Linked DNA regions of Homo sapiens: region 1 is linked to region 2. Evidence: read pairs that join two places in POLR2A ChIA-PET (ENCODE). Cell type or tissue: PC-9. All regions are shown on one strand. Each heading gives the region's core, and the rest is flanking DNA. Links, peaks and the distances in the headings are about the cores only. Region 1 overlaps S1PR2 (sphingosine-1-phosphate receptor 2). Region 2 overlaps DNMT1 (DNA methyltransferase 1).

The links. ChIA-PET counts read pairs that join two places held together with the same protein. Peaks named below come from ENCODE experiments on the same cell type or tissue, not always from the same donor. Only the 100,000 strongest peaks of a DNase experiment are listed, where the experiment ranks them.
Region 1: POLR2A ChIA-PET joins it to region 2 with 9 read pairs; 7 of 35 experiments call an interaction of 5 or more read pairs at or near these places.

What each region holds. Positions count from the first base shown.
Region 1 is chr19:10,216,014-10,224,336 of GRCh38, reverse strand. S1PR2 (sphingosine-1-phosphate receptor 2) reads left to right here. Exons shown (of 2, transcript NM_004230.4): 2 at 1-2,904. The coding sequence ends at 493. It also overlaps the pseudogene LOC103689916. Among named protein-coding and RNA genes, the nearest start is that of MIR4322, 10 kb to the left of the region's middle. RefSeq lists enhancers at 3,921-4,000, 3,770-4,270, 4,221-4,450, 4,581-4,630, 4,271-4,771. In PC-9, for the core only: CTCF peaks have their summits at 4,311 and 4,510; DNase peaks (open chromatin) are centred at 4,516 and 5,576; H3K27ac peaks cover 1,286 bases.
Region 2 is chr19:10,160,126-10,168,448 of GRCh38, reverse strand. DNMT1 (DNA methyltransferase 1) reads left to right here. Exons shown (of 41, transcript NM_001130823.3): 10 at 85-119; 11 at 1,764-1,851; 12 at 5,089-5,123; 13 at 5,701-5,782; 14 at 8,031-8,065. Among named protein-coding and RNA genes, the nearest start is that of DNMT1, 31 kb to the left of the region's middle. In PC-9, for the core only: no CTCF peak of the experiment used is centred there; no DNase peak of the experiment used is centred there.

The sequences.
Region 1 (8,323 bases), core at 162-8,161, 56 kb before region 2:
TGTGCTGTGCGTGGTGACCATCTTCTCCATCATCCTGTTGGCCATCGTGGCCCTGTACGTGCGCATCTACTGCGTGGTCCGCTCAAGCCACGCTGACATGGCCGCCCCGCAGACGCTAGCCCTGCTCAAGACGGTCACCATCGTGCTAGGCGTCTTTATCGTCTGCTGGCTGCCCGCCTTCAGCATCCTCCTTCTGGACTATGCCTGTCCCGTCCACTCCTGCCCGATCCTCTACAAAGCCCACTACTTTTTCGCCGTCTCCACCCTGAATTCCCTGCTCAACCCCGTCATCTACACGTGGCGCAGCCGGGACCTGCGGCGGGAGGTGCTTCGGCCGCTGCAGTGCTGGAGGCCGGGGGTGGGGGTGCAAGGACGGAGGCGGGGCGGGACCCCGGGCCACCACCTCCTGCCACTCCGCAGCTCCAGCTCCCTGGAGAGGGGCATGCACATGCCCACGTCACCCACGTTTCTGGAGGGCAACACGGTGGTCTGAGGGTGGGGGTGGACCAACAACCAGGCCAGGGCAGAGGGGTTCATGGAGAGGCCACTGGGTGACCCCAGATAGAGACTTGGGGCTACTGAGCCAGATGCCCCCGCCCCACAGACCTGGGTGATGTTGCAAATATTTCACACCTGGAAAGGCCAGATAAGGCACTGACTAGTCACATAGCAGTGTTGCAGTGCGGTCCTGAGGGCCAGTCCAGTGGCTAGTGTGACCCCTTTAGAACTGGATCCTGGGGAGGCCAGGGCAGGGGACCTGTGAAGAGCCAGGGTGAGGGCAGGCAGCATTTAAGGGGAGCTCAGGGCAGGAGCACTTTACCACCTGGTACAAAGGATTTTTTTTTTTTTTTGAGACGGAATCTTGCACTGCTGCCCAGGCTGGAGTGCAGTGGCGTGATCTCGGCTCACCGCAAGCTCCGCCTCCTGGGTTCATGTCGTTCTCCTGCCTCAGCCTCCCAAGTAGCTGGGACTATAGGCGCCTGCCACCACACCTGGCTAATTTTTTGTACCTTTAGTAGAGATGGGGTTTCACCGTGTTAGCCAGGATGGTCTTGATCTCCTGACCTCGTGATCCGCCCGCCTCGGCCTCCCAAAGTGCTGGGATTACAGGCGTGAGCCACCGTGCCCGGCTTTTTTTTTTTTTTTTTTTTTTTTTTTTTTTTTTTTTGAGATGAAGTCTCGCTCTGTTGCCCAGGCTGGAGAGTGCAGTGGTACGGTCTCAGCTCACTGCAACCTCCACCTCCCAGGTTCAAGCGATTCTCCAGCCTGAGCCTCCTGAGTAGCTGGGATTACAGGTGCCTACCACCACGCCCAGGTAATTTTTTTTTTTTTTGTATTTTTAGTAGAGACGGGGTTTCACCATGTTGGCCAGGCTGGTCTCGAACTCCTGACCTCATGATCCGCCCGTGTTGGCCTCCCAAAGTGTGGGATTACAGGCGTAAGCCACCTCACCTGGCGGTACAAAGAATTTCTGCATTTTCTTCCCTGGCCCCTAGTCCTGCACCGATTTCTCCTTTTCGAATGTATTCCTCCTGCCACCTTCTCTGGGCAACTTCGTGCGACTACAGAACCACTGTCCTGAGGAGCTAGAGGCCTCCTCTCTGACCATCCAGAGCCCAAATCCACAGCTTCCCCAAATTTCATCAGCTGCCACTTGACGACTTCTCCCCGTCTCTCTGAGGCCCGGAAACCACGGCTGGAGGTGGGGAGGGGATGGCGGCTGAGGTCCATTCCTCATTCTCAGACCTCATTGCTCAGTTGCACTATTTGGGGCACAGAATAATCACCAAAAGTGAGAAAAACGAGTTTGGGTGGCTGGGGAGGACTTTGGGACTCTTGATGCAAGGCGCAACTTGAGAAAATTCTGGGTGTGATATTTGCACAGACACCCTCCTTTCAAAAACAGCCACCCCCCAAGCTATTCTCAGCTCCACACCTGCAGCCCCAGCTAAGGTACCAGGTCTCCTGAGCAAGGCAGAGAGAAGCCTTGAGCCTTCTCTGTGTCTTCTTTCAAGAACCCCGCTGTGTCTTCTTTCAAGATTTTTTTTTTGAGACAGTTTCAAGATTTTTGTTTTGTTTTTGAGATGGAGTCTCACTGTGTCACCCAGGCTGAGGTGGCAGTGGTTCAATCTCCGTTCACTGCCACCTCCACCTCCCGGGTTCAAGCGATTCTCCTGCTTCAGCCTCTCGAGTAGCTGGGACTACAGGCACCTGCCACCATGTCTGGCTAATTTTTGTATTTTTAGTAGAGACAGGGTTTCACTACGTTGGCCAGGCTGGTCTCAAACTCCTGACCTCAAGTGATCCGCCCGCCTCGGCCTCCCCAATTGCTGGGATTACAGGCGTGAGCCACTGTGCCCGGCCTTCTTCTTTCAAGTTATATAGAATGGAGCATGGGGGTGGCAGTGGCTAGGGACATTTCCTGGGGACACTCTCCCCTAACCCCCCAGAAGGACTTCACAAAAACCTGTGGATAATGGAAGGGATGTTACGGTACAAACGTATATTTATGTGTGTGTGTGTGTATGTGTGTGCGCGCGCGCGTGTGCACATAGGCGTGATGTCTGTGACCCTCCTCTCCTCGTCACATTTCCCCCAGAATGAATGCTGTCCTGTCTGCTCATGTTTGTGTTGAAGCTGCCAAAGTCGGGGAGCTCTGGTCCTGCCCAGACCCCTTTGGAATTGCTGGCCCATCCTCCCACTGGAGAGCTGGGGTGCAGCTCACCTTGGGGAAGGAAACCTCATGCCTCAGAGTAATTTCTTGTGAATGCAAAGCCTGGGGGAGCGGGTCTTTGGGGGGCAAGGAGCCAGTCAGGGGCTTGTTTCCCCTCATAGAGCTCCCCAGACGTGCCTCCGCAATGCCTGAAACCCAGACCTAGGCTAATAAACGGTTCAATTTCTGTTTCCTGTGGTTGGTGTGTCTTTTCGGGGAGCAATTTCCCCCAGGAGCGCCCCATGGCTGGGCTGGATGGAACAGGAGGGGGGCTGCTGCCTGAGTAACTCATCCTTTGCCAACCTTCCCATTCTGTGCTCCTGACACCCTTAACCCGGCCTGAGCCAGGAGAAAACAGAGGTCAACCGGGATCTTTCCCAGGGGCAACTCACCTGCACCTCCCAGGGATTAACTCGGTCTGGGATCTCCCTGCTTTCTCTGAAGGAGACAGCCTGGCAGGTGGTGGGAGGCTCCTACATCCTCCCAATTGTATGTGCCTCCCGGGGAGCTGGAGAGATGGTTTGAGGGGGCTACAAAGAACCCAGATACCCACCCTTAGACACGGTGTTCCCAAAAGTAATGGCTGATCTTCACCGAGCACTTTCCAGGCATAAAGACTTGACTGCTCAGGAGGTGGAAGTTACTATAAACTCTTATGGAGGTGTGAGTTCAGAGAGATCAAGCAAACTGCTCAGAGTCACACAGCGCTAGTCGGGGTAGCGCCTGTCTGGATTTGAACCCAAGCAGGCTGACTCCAGACCATACTGGATCCACCACTGGGCTAGAGAAAGGCCACTCAGCTGAGTGCAGTGGCTCACTCCTATAATTCCAGCACTTTGGGAGGCTGAGGTGGGTGGGTCACTTGAGATCAGGAGTTCGAGACCAGCCTGCCAACATAGGGAAACCCCGTCTCTGCAAAAAATACAAAAATTAGCTGGGTGTGGTGGCGGGTGCCTGTAGTCCCAGCTACTCAGGAAGCTGAGGCAAGAGAATTGCTTGAATCCGGGAGGTGGAGAATGCAGTGAGCCAAGATCACGGCACTGCACTCCAGCCTGCGCGACAGAGCAGAGCAAAAAAAAAGACAGAGAGAGGCCACTTAGCTCCCTCTTTGCCATGGAAGGAGGAGCCACGAAGTTCATCAAGAACCAGGAGAAGCCAAGATAGGATGCAGCCTCGGGTGGGTCCCTCGGTGGGTTCCCTGGTGATACTCTTCTCTTTTGTCTGCAGGCAGCCGGCTCAGTGGCTCCTTTGAAGAAAAGTCTAGAGTTTTTTTGTTTGTTTGTTTTTTAAGACAGGGTCTTGCTCTGTTGCCTAGGCTGTAGTGCAGTTGGTGCCATCATGGTTCACTTCAGCCTCCCAAGTAGCTGGGACCACAGACATGCACCACCATGCCTGGCTAATTTTTTTTTTTTTTTTTTTTGTAGAGATGGGGGGTCTCCCTATGTTGCCCAGGCTGGTCTCGAACTCCTGGGCTCAAGCGATCCTCCTGCCTCCACCTTGGCCTCCCAAAGTGCTGGGATTTCAGGCATGAACCCTTTGATGGGGGACCCTAGGCACCCAAGCTGGAGCCCCACACAGCAACACCAGCTCAAAGACTAGGACAGCCAGTGGGAGAGAAGGCAGACCGCAGAGGCTGAGGGCCTGCAACCCCCATCGGAATTCCCCTTCTCTAGCAGTTGAGACAACAACCTCTGTTTGGAAACCTGAACCCTAGATGGGATGGGGGGTGGGGTGGGGGAAAAAGGCACAGGCCAGGCTGGAGTCAATAGATTTTCCCCAAGTACCCACAGGGTTCTCTATCTCCCCCTTCAGGACTCTGCTCAAATGCCACCTCCTCAGAAAGGAGTCACTTGCTTATTACCTGGCAGTATATATTATTAAGTTGGTGCAAAAGTCATTGCGGTTTTTGCCATTACCTTTAATAGCAAAAATTGCAATGACTTTTGCTATTTCTTTTAATGGCAAAAACCGCAATGACTTTTTTTTTTTTTTGAGATGGAGTCTCGCTCTGTCACCCAGGCTAGAGTGTATGGCCCGATCTCGGCTCACTGCAAACTCCGCCTCCTGGGTTCACGCCATTCTCCTGCCTCAGCCTCCTGAGTAGCTGGGACTACTAGTGCCCGCCACCATACCAGGCTAATTTTTTGTATTTTTTTTTTTTAGTAGAGACAGGGTTTCACCGTGTTAGCCAGGATGGTCTCAATCTCCTGACCTTGTGATCCACCCACCTCGGCCCCCCAAAGTGCTGGGATTACAGGCGTGAGCTACCGTGCCCAGCCTACAATGACTTTTAATGGCAAAAACCGCAATGATTTTAGCACCAACCTAATATGTATCAATTTATCTGTCTCTACCCCCATTAAAATACAAGCACTGTGAATATAGGACTGCACCTGCCTTATTTACTAATGTATCTCCAGTGTTGTTTTTTTGTTTTTTTTTGAGACAAGGTCTTACTCTGTTACCCAGGCTCAAGTGCAGTGGTGCAATCACAGCTCACTACAGCCTCAACCTCCTGGGCTCATGGGCTCAGGTGATACTTCCACCTCAGGCTTCCTAGTAACTGGGATTATAAGCCTGCTAATTTTCTTTTTTTGTAGAGACATGATTCTTCCATGTTGCCCAGGCTGGTCTTGAACTCCTAGGCTTAAGAGATCTGCCTGCCTCAACCTCCCAAAGTGCTGAGATTACAGGTGTGAGCCAACTTGCCTGGCTATTTATGGCTCTCTAACTTTTTTTTTTTTTTTGATACAGGGTCTGACTCTGTCACCCAGGCTGGAGTGCAGTGACGTAATCACAGCTCACCGCAGCCTTGACCTCCTGGGCTCAAGCCATCCTCCCACCTCAATCTCCCAAGTAGGTGGAACTACAGGTATGTGCCAACACACTGGCCTGCTTTTTTGTATTGTTTGTAGAGACAGGGTTTCACCATGTTGCCCAGGCTGCTCTCAAACTCCTGGGCTCAGTGCTCCTCCCACCTCAGCCTCCCAAAGTGCTGGGATTACAGGCATGAGCCACCATGCCTGGCTATCTCTAACATCTTAAACACTACTTGGCATGTTCCCACCCCAGGGCCTTTGCACCTGCTGTTCCCTCTGCCTGGAATGCCTACACACAGTAGGTCCTCAGTAAATACTTGTTGAATAAATAAAACAAAAGCAAATGATGGTCATTTCAGTGAGTGTTAAGTGCTAGGAAGAAAATAAAATAGGGCCGGGCACGGTGGCTCATGCCTGTAATCCCACCACTTTGGGAGGCCGAGGTGGGCAGATCACCTGAGGTCAGGAGTTTTTTTGTTTTGTTTTGTTTTGTTTTTGAGACGGAGTCTTATTCTGATGCCCAGGCTGGAGTGCAATGATGTGATCTCGACTCACTACAACCTCCACCTCCTGAGTTCAAGTGATTCTCCTGCCTCAGCCTCCCGAGTAGCTGGCATTACAGGCATGTGCCACCAAGCCTGGCTAATTTTTGTATTTATAGTAGAGACGGGGGTTTCATCATGTTGGTCAGGCTGGTGTCGAACTCCTGGCCTCAAGTGATCTGCTTGCCTAGGCCTCCCAAAGTGCTGGGATTACAGGCGTGAGCCACTGTGCCCAGCCAAGGTCAAGAGTTTGAAACCAGCCTGGCCAGCATGGTGAAACCCTATCTCTACTAAAAATACAAAATTAGGCCATGTGCCTAATTTTGGGATTACACCTGGGATCATGCCTGCAATCCCAGCACTTTGGGAGGCCAAGACGGGTGGATCATGAAGTCAGGAGTTCAAGACCAGCCTGGCCAACATGGTGAAACCCTGTCTCTACTAAAAATACAAAAGCTAGCTGGGCGTGGTGGCACGCACCTGTAGTCGCAGCTACTAGGGAGGCTGAGGCAGGAGAATTCTTGAACCCGGGGGATGGAGGTTGCAGTGAGCCGAGATTGCGCCACTGCACTCCAGCCTGGGCAACAGAGTGAGACTCTGTCTCAAAAAAAAAAATTAGCTGGGCGTGGTGGCGAGCGCCTGTAATCATAGCTACCGGGGAGGCTGAGGCTGGAGAATTGCTTGAACCCGGGAGGCAGAGGTTGCAGTGAGCCAAGATCGCGCCTTTGCACTCCAGCCTGGGCAACAGGAGCGAAACTGCATCTCAAAAAAAAAAAAAAGGGGGGGCGGCATTTGTCCCTGCGACAGAACTGCTGCCGCCATTGCCGTCTCTAATATCTAATATAATAATATCTAATATCTAATATAATAAGGTCTCACCACAGCCACCAGGCCTTGGGGAAGCCACAGTGTGGCCGACTGGCCAGTCAGACCCCCACCGGTGCTGCCTCCCAGCCCCTACAGATGGGGCTCTGCACCTACAAGATCAGGCAGTTCCTGGACTGTTCGACCACTGAGAATGACCTGTCCCTGTGTGAGGGCTTCAATGAGGCCCCAAAGCAGTGCAAGTACAACCATGGTCTGAGCTCCCTGCCTTGAAGACGTTGGTGCAGACTCGAGGGCCAGCTCTGCACCCACCTGTACCCCTTGCCCACAGCCAGACCACAACACCAGATTGTACCTGGATAGCTGGGATTGGAAGTGAGGAATAGGTTTCTCACCCCACAGATAACCCAAGACACAAATGTGCAATTAAAAAATTTATTTTAGACCACCAAAACAAACAAAACAAAACAGAAACAAATAAAAAAAAGAAAAGAAAATAGTGCCAGGTGTGGGAGCTCACTCCTGTAATCCCAGCACTTTGGAATGCCGAGGCGAGTGGATCACCTGAGGTCAGGAGTTTGAAACCAGCCTGGCCAGCATGGTGAAACCCCATCTCTACTAAAAATACAAAATTAAGCAGGCGTGGTGGTGGGCACCTGTAATCCCAGCTACTTGGGAGGCTGAGGCAGGAGAATGGCGTGAACCTGGGAGGCGGAGCTTGCAGTGAGCCGAGATCGCGCCACCGCACTCCAGCCTGGGTGATGGAGCAAGACTCTGTCTCAAAAAAAAAAAAAAAAAGGAAAGAAAAGAAAATAGGGCCAGGCATGGTGGCTCATGCCTGTAATCCCAGCCCTTTGGGAGACCAATGCGGGAGGATCACTTGGGGCCAGGAGTTTGAGATGAGCCTGGGCAACATAGTGAGACCTCATCTGTAAAAGTAAGTAAATAAATACATATATACCCTGGTGTGGTGGAACGTGTCTATAGTCCTGGCCACTCTGGAGGCTGAGGTGGGAGGATTCTTTGAGCCTAGGTGACCGAGGCTGCAATGAACTGTGGTCATGCCACTGCATTCCAGCCTGGGCAACAGAGTGAGACCCTGTCTCAAAAAATAAAAAGTCTAATGTGTGCTCGTGTGCTGGGCACTGTGAGAATCATTTGACATCTGCAAACTTCTGGAATCCTCACAATAATCCTATAGAGTAGGTGCTATTATTGGCTTTTTGACAGATAAAGAAACCGAGGCACAGAGAGGTTAAGTAATTCACCCAAGGTCAAGTAGCATGGGAGTCAAGGGGCCAGGATTGGAACCCAGTGAGTCACTGAAGACCACACTTATATCTTTTTAAAATGTTTTTCAGCTGGGCGCGGTGGCTCACGTCTGTAATCCCAGCACTTTGGGAGGCCGAGGCGGGCGGATCACC
Region 2 (8,323 bases), core at 40-8,039:
GTGTTTTATTTCCATAGGACACTTTAATAGAAAGATCCAAACCAAATGGAAAAAATTAACTTGTCTTTTTTCCCTGCAACTTAGGAAGAAAAGAGACTCCGAAGTCAAACCAAAGAACCGTAAGTGCAGCGAACCTGCCTTTGTGCTTTGTTGTGAAACTGAATTGCTAACATAAGTATCTTGGTAAAATAACGGGTTGGTGTGGAACAGTGGGCACTAATCATATGTCTCTTATGTGGGCAAGTTCTGCTTGTGAAAGGTGAGACCACCCTGAAGTGAAGGCTGAAGTTAACTTTTTTAACTTTAATTTAATTTAATTTAATTTTGAGACGGAGTCTTGCTGTGTCACCCAGGCTGGAGTACAGTGGTGCAATCCTGGCTCACTGCAACCCCCACCTCCCGGGCTCAAGCAATTCTCCTGTCTCAGCCTCCCGAGTAGCTGGGAGTATGGGCCTGTACCACCATGCCCAACTAATTTTCGTATTTTTAGTAGAGACAGGGTTTCACCATATTGGTCAGGCTGGTCTTGAACTCCTGACCTCCGTGACCCACCTGCCTCGCCTCCCAAAGTGCTGGGATTACGGGGTGAAGTTAGCTTCGATTTCTCCTCCCAACCCCAGGGCCCTTCTCAGGGTTGGTCACACAGCTGTGTGTCATGTGGTAGTGAAAGGCCATCAGGTGAGCAGCTGTGTCACTTACCTTTCACTGTGAAAATGCTGTGTGACAAATGGCTCCAAGGCCAGAGGCCTAGAACAGTGAGCATTTTTCAAGCTCACTTGTCTACAGCTTGGTGGCTGTCGGCTGATCTTGAGGTGGCTTAGTGGGGATGGCTGGGCTGACCCAGCTCTGCCTCCGCAATTTGGCCAGGCTGGGTACACGCTTGTGGCTGTGCCAGACCACAAGGGCAGAAATGAAAAGTAGCACTTTTTCAAACCTCTGTTGAAAAAAGTTGGGCCAGGTGCAGTAGCTCGCGCCTATAATCTCAGCACTTTGAGAGGCTGAGGCGGGTGGATCACTTGAGGTCAGGAGTTCAAGATCAGCCTGGCCAACATGGTGAAACCCCGTCTCTAATAAAAATACAAAAAATTAGCTGGGTGTGGTGGTGCATGCCTGTGGTCCCAGCTACTTGGGAGACTGAGGCAGGAGAATCACTTGAACCCGGGAGGCGGTGGTTGCAGTGAGCTGAGATCACATCACTGCACTCCAGGGTAGGTGATAGAGCGAGACTCTGCCTCAAGAAAAAAAAAAAGGAAAAAAGAAAAAGAAAACAATTAGCTGAAGCAAATTTTGAGACTGAGCCTGAATCCAGAGGTGGGCAGAATACCCCACCTGAGCGGCAGGGCCCTGGCAGAGTGGGAGGTGAAGACTCGGACCCCTGTGTGCAGTCAGCTGTCCACGGTCACTGACTGACGCTGATCGCACATCAGCCCAGCTCTCAACCTAGGCAGGCCAGACATGGGTCTTCCTCCACCGCAGGCTGGATTCCCATCAGGCCACGGAAATCATGACATCCCTTTGTCTGCTTTTTGTATTAAACCACTGGCATCTCTGACCAACATTCAGATGGGGTATTGATGGTGTTCCTGAAGACCTTGAGTCCTGGAGTAGTAAATGCCCTCTGGGCTTCCTGCAGTGAAGACAGGAGAGGCAGCCTGTCCTCTGAACCTGGGGAGGAGCTTGTGTCAGCCCTTAGGAGCTGTTGGCCCCGGTGCAGGGCCCCCCCCGAGCTGACCAGCCTGTGTGTGTGTTGTCTTCTGTGACAGAACACCCAAACAGAAACTGAAGGAGGAGCCGGACAGAGAAGCCAGGGCAGGCGTGCAGGCTGACGAGGACGAAGATGGAGACGAGAAAGTAAAGGCGGGTTATTTGTTTCTGAACTCCCCCTCATTCTTCTGCTCCTGTTTGCTTGGGCGGGAGTGCGCAGGGTGGGGCTCTGGGTTCAAGTCCAGCCCCATCCACCCAGGCTCCATGGGGCCATCCAGACTCTGGGAAGGTCACCTTTTCCTCCTTTTGGGGGCCGGGATTTGTGGCTGGATGCCTGTGCTGGATGCCTAGTGAACACTCAGTTGTCCTCTGTCTTTCACACTAGAGAGGGTCTGTGTGAGCCTGGGCTGAGATGTGCATGAAGCATCCTCTCCTGAGGCCTCACTGCTGAGAAGCCTTGACACACAGTCAGCTCTGACGCACATGTCAGCCACACCTTTGATTCTTTCCCAGCCTCCTACGTTCTGAGTCTAGCTCTCCCCCTGCCAGCCTCCCCAGTCTAGTTTAGCCAAGTGCATGCGTTTAAACCCTAAAGCATCATGTGGAACACTGCTGGGCCTCTGTCAAAGTACAGGATGGCCAGGTTGCCTGCAGGCCCTCCTGCATGAACTCTAGGGAAGGGAGCTAGGTCATCGGTGGGGGGCGGCGGGTCCCTATCTAAGAGATGCCGAAGACCCCAAGAGGGTCTCTGGGTTTCTGCCTGTTACAATCTAGAGAGTGGAGCCCAAGGTCACGGGCTTGCTGGGTGACAAGCACCCTCACTTCTGACCCGGTCGCCAGTGGGCTTCCATCCCCACCCCATAGCAGGGGAGCCTTTGGTATTGCCTCCAGCCTCCCATCCCTCACCTCTTCTGTCCAAATGTTGGTCACCTTACTGTCAGCACTCCTTCAGACTGGAGTAGTCACATTACTCCCTGCCCTCTATTGGAAACTGGCAGGGGCCTGAGCTCACACTGCCAGCACTTTTGCCTCATGGTAGAAAGGGATGTGAGGGCTGGGCATGGTGGCTCACTACTGTAATCCCAGCACTTTGGGAGGCTGAGGTGGGTGGATCACTTGAGGTCAGGAGTCTGAGACCAGCCAGGCCAACATGGTGAAATCCGGTGTCACCTAAAAATATAAAAATTAGCCGGGCATGGTGGCATGTGCCTCTAATCCCAGCTACTTGGGAGGCTGAGGTAGGAGAATCACTTGAACCCAGGAGGCAGAGGTTGCAGTGAGCCAAGATTATGCCGCTGCACTCCAGCCTGGGCAACAGAGCGAGACTCTGTCTCAAAAAAATAATATGGTAATAATAATAAAAGCAGTGCCCAGAGAACAAGGATTGTTGGCTGTTCCACCCCAGGGGGCCCCTTGCACAGGAGGTGCCATCTCTGCCTCCCAAAGCTCTAAGAGCCACTGTCCCCCATCCCAAGAGACAGGGTCTTGCTTTGTCACCCAGGCTGGAATGCAGTGGTGCAATCACGGTTCACTGTAGCCTCGACCTCCCAGGCTCAGGTGATCTTCCCGCCTCAGCCTCCCAAGTAGCTGGGACTATAGGCAGGCACCACCATGTCCAGCTAATTTTTTTTTTTAATTTTTTGTAGAGATAGGGTTTTGCCATGTTGCCCAGGCTGGTCTCAGTCAAACTCCTAGACTCGAGTTATCCACCTATCTCAGTCCCCCAAAGTGGCGGAGTGGTAGGATTACAGGCATGAACCGTTGCATTCAGTCTGTTTGGTTTGTTCTTTTTTTTTTTTTTTTTTTTTTTTTTTTTTTTTTTTTTTTTTTTAAGATAGTCTCTCTCTGTCATGCAATGGTGTGATCTCGAGTCACTGCAACCTCCACCTCCCAGGTTCAAGTGATTCTCCTGTCTCAGCCTCCTGAGTAGCTGGGATTACAGGCGTGTGCTACTATGCCTAGCTAATTTTTATATTTTTAGTAGAGACAGGGATTCACCATGTTGGCCAGGCTGGTCTCTAACTCCTGATCTCAAACAATCCACCTGCCTCAGCCTCCCAAGGTGCTGGGATTATGTGTGTGAGGCACCACGCCCGGCGTGTTTGTTTGTTTGTTTGTTTGTTTGTTTTTGAGACAGGATCTTGCTCTGTTTCCCAGGCTAGAGTGCAGGAGTGCAGTGGTGCTATCATAGCTCACTGCAGTCTCCTGGGTTCAAGTGATCCTCCCACCTCAGCCTCCCAAGTAGCTGGCACTACAGGCATGCACCACCATGGATGTCTACTTTTTAAACTTATTTTTTGTAAGCCAGGCGCGGTGTCTCACGCCTATAATCCCAGCATTTTGGGACACTGAGGTGGGCGGATCACCTGAAGTCAGGAGTTTGAAATCAGCCTGACCAACATGGTGAAACCCCAGCTCTACTAAAAATACAGAATTAGCTGGGTGTGGTGGCGAATGCCTGTAATCCCAGCTACTAGAGAGGCCGAGGCAGGAGAATCGTTTGAACCTGAGAGGCAGAGGTGAGCCAAGATCATACCATTGCACTCCAGCCTGGGCAACAAGAGTGAATCAATCTCTCTCTCTCTCTCCATATATATGTATATATTAACCATATATATATGCTGCTTTTTGTATTAAACCACTGGCATCTCTGACCAACATTCAGATGGGGTATTGATGGTGTTCCTGAAGACCTTGAGTCCTGGAGTAGTAAATGCCCTCTGGGCTTCCTGCAGTGAAGACAGGAGAGGCAGCCTGTCCTCTGAACCTGGGGAGGAGCTTGTGTCAGCCCTTAGGAGCTGTTGGCCCCGGTGCAGGGCCCCCCGAGCTGACCAGCCTGTGTCATATATATATATAGTATATTTTGCAGAGATGGGGTCTCAGCATGTTGCCCAGGCTGGCCTCGAACTCCTGGCATCAAGCAATCCTCCTGCCTTAGCTTCCCAAAGTGCTGGGTTTACAGGCACATGCCACTGCACACAGCCTGTAAATAAAGTTTTATTGGAACAGAGCCACACTTTCTCATTTACATTTTGCCTGTGGGTGCTTTTGTGCTACCATAGCAGAGATGATCATCCTGACACAGACCACGTGGTCAGCAAAGCTGAAAATACTGATCCTCTGGCTCTTACAAAAACAGTTTGCCAAGCCCTGGTCTAGGAGGTTCTTTAGTGCCCTCTTGTTAGTTTCAGGTGGGGAATTAAGTGAGGGAAAGTGAAGCCTCGTGTCTACCCGGTAGATCTGCCCAGGCCTGCCTGTCTTCCAGCTCCACAGTGCTGGGATCCCTAACCTGTAACTTCAGTGTTTGCATTTTATCTCACTCTGGCTCAGAAACTAATTTTTTCCCTTCTTTATCTCTCTACCTCCCCCTTATTTTTCTGTCAGGATGAGAAGAAGCACAGAAGTCAACCCAAAGATCTGTAAGTGTTTAAAATGCTTGTGCTTTTGTGTCATCTGGATCAGTAGAAAGCCTGTTCTAGGCCAGGTGTGGTGGCTTGCACCTGTAATCCCAGCACTTTGGGAGGCTGAGGTGGGTGAATCACCTGAGGTCAGGAGTTCGAGACCAGCCTAGCCTGGCCAACATGGTGGAACCCTGTCTGTACTAAAAATACAAAAATTAGCTGGGTGTGGTGGCGGGTGCCTATAATCCCAGCTACTCGGAAGGCTGAGGCAGAACTGCTAGAAGCCAGGAGGTGGAGGTTGCAGTGAGCCAAGATTGCGCCACTGCACTCCAGCCTGGACAAGAGTGAAACTCTGTCTCAAAAAAAAAAAAAAAAAAAAGCCTGTTCTAGAAACCTGTGGTGATGTAGATGTGTGGGGACCCTGGGGCCTCTGAAGGCCTCGTCTCGGGATGACAAGCTGGCAGTGTGCCTATAGAGCTCCCATGGGTATCTTGCTTTCCCATGGGGAGGCATTAGTTTGTCACTTTCCGTGCGAGTTGGCGATGTGGTTAGTGTTTCTAAGCTGCTACTTGCTGTGTATCTGTTCACCCTGCAGAGCTGCCAAACGGAGGCCCGAAGAAAAAGAACCTGAAAAAGTAAATCCACAGATTTCTGATGAAAAAGACGAGGATGAAAAGGTAAAGGTCTCACTTTTCTTTCTTTCTTTTTTTTTTTTTTTTTTTTCCCCAAGACGGGGTTTCGCCATGTTGCCCAGGCTGGTCTTAGGAAAAAGAAGACTGGGCGTGGTGGCGCACGCCTGTAATCCCAGCACTTTGAGAGGCTGAAGCGGGTGAATCACATGAGGTCAGGAGTTCAAGACCAGCCTGACCAATATGGTGAAACCCTGTCTCTACTAAAAATACAAAAATTATCTGGGCATGGTGGTGCACGCCCGTAGTCCCAGCTACTCGAGAGGCTGAGATAGGAGAATCGCTTGAGCCTGGGAGGTGGAGGTTGCAGTGAGCCGAGATCGCACTCCAGGCTGGGGACACAGCAAAATTAGCTGGGCGTGGTGGCATATGCCTGTAGTCCCAGCTGCTTGGAAGCCTGAGGCATGAGAATTGCTTGAACCCAGGAGGCGGAGATTGCTGTGAGCTGAGATCGTGCCACTGTACTCCTGCCTGGACAACAGAGCAAGACTCTGTCTCAAAAAAAAAAAAAAATGCTGGGCACAGCGGCTCACGCCTGTCTTTTCAGCACTTTGGGAGGCCAAGGCAGGCGCATCACCTGAGGTCAGGAGTTTGAAACCAGCCTGGACAACATGGTGAAACCCTGTCTCTACTAAAAATACAAAAATTAGCCAGTTGTGGTGATAGGGGCCTGTAATCCCAGCTGCTTGGGAAGCTGAGGCAGGAGAGTCACTTGAACCCAGGAGGTAGAGGTTGCAGTGAGCCGAGATCACACCATTGCACTCCAGGCTGGGGACACAGCAAGACTCTGTCTCAAAACCAACAACAAAAAATACAAGGACATTGGTCTTATTGGATGGGGCCCCACCTTTATTACCTCATTTAACCATAATTGTCTCTTAAAGACTCTACATCCAAATACAGTCACATAGCAGGTTAGTCTTAACATATGAATTTTGCAGGGGACATGACTCGGTCTGTATACCCCCTCATCAATTGTTTGCTTACCTTTACATTTTAGTATTTATTTTTGAGACAGGGTCTCACTCTTGTCGAGGCTGGAGTGCAGTGGTACAGTCATAGCTACCATAGCCGCAAACTCCTGGGCTGAAGCAATCCTCCCACCTGGGCCTTCAAGGTAGCTGGGACTACAGGCAGATGGCACTACACCCAGTTAACTTTCTATTTTTGTAGAGACAGGGTTTTACTGTGTTGCCCAGGCTGGTCTTGAGCTCCTGTGCTCAAGCAGTCCTCCCACCTGGGCTTCTTCAAGTGCTGGAATTACAGGCATGGGCCACTGTGCCTGGCCAGTTATTTATTTATTTATTTATTTATTTATTTATTTATTTATTTACTTATGTATTTGTTTTTTGAGACAGAGTCTCGCTCTGCCGCCAGGCTGGAGTACAGTGGTGCGACATCGGCTCACTGCAACCTCTGTCTCCCTGGTTCAAGCTATTCTCCTGCCTCAGCCTCCTGAGTAGCTGGGACTACAGGCATGCGCCACCGCGCCCAACTAATTTTTGTATTTTTAGTAGAGACAGGGTTTCACCATCTTGGCGAGGATGGTCTCAATCTCTTGATCTCGTGATCCATCCGCCTCGGTCTCCCAAAGTGCTGGGATTACAGGCGTGAGCCATCGCGCCCGGCCCTGTGCCTGGCCAATTATTTGTTTACCTTGAGGTGTCCACTTACACAGGAAAGCTAAGGTTTTAAAAAATTGGCTTTTCCTCTAAATCTTTTCAGGAAGTCTTTGGTTATGAGATTTATTTATTCATTTATTTTGAGATGGAGTCTCACTCACTCTGTCGCCCAGGCTGGAATGCAGTGGCATGATCTCTGCTTACTGCAACCTCTACGTCTCGGGTTCAAGCAATTCTTCTGCCTCAGCCTTCTGAGTATCTGAGATTACAAGTGCCCGCCTGGCTAATCTTTGTATTTTTGGTAGAGACGTGATTTCGCCATGTTGGCCAGGCTGGTCTGGAACTCCTGACCTCCAGTCATCTGTGTGCCTTGGCCTCCCAAAGTGCTGGGATTACAGGCATGAGCCACTGTGCTGGGCCTGACTATAAGATTTTGTATTCTATGACTTTAGATGGTAGAGTGAGTCAGAGCTCACCTGCTGGCCCTCTCACTGCCTCCCTCCCCTTCTCTCTGTTTTATGATAATCACTTATACAAAGTTCTTAACACCGAAGCACTATCTGGGTGTAAAACACTCTCTTAGCCTTTAATCCTCTTTTGTTTTCCCTGTGTAGGAGGAGAAGAGACGCAAAACGACCCCCAAAGAACCGTAAGAATTTATTCTTGACATTATCGAAAGCAGATGGTAATGTTAAAATGATGGTTCTAGAACAAAAGGGAAGGGGTTTCAGTAATTGCCAGAGCAACCTTAGGCTCATTTTGGATCGGGTTGGTGAACATAGGACCAAGGTGCGTCAGGCAGGATGCCCCTGCGGTGAAGAGCCACTGTGACCACGCGCCTGGGCCTCACTGCCACAGCCGGTGCCTCCCTGTGCCACAGGCACCTCAGGCAGAAACCTCACAGGGG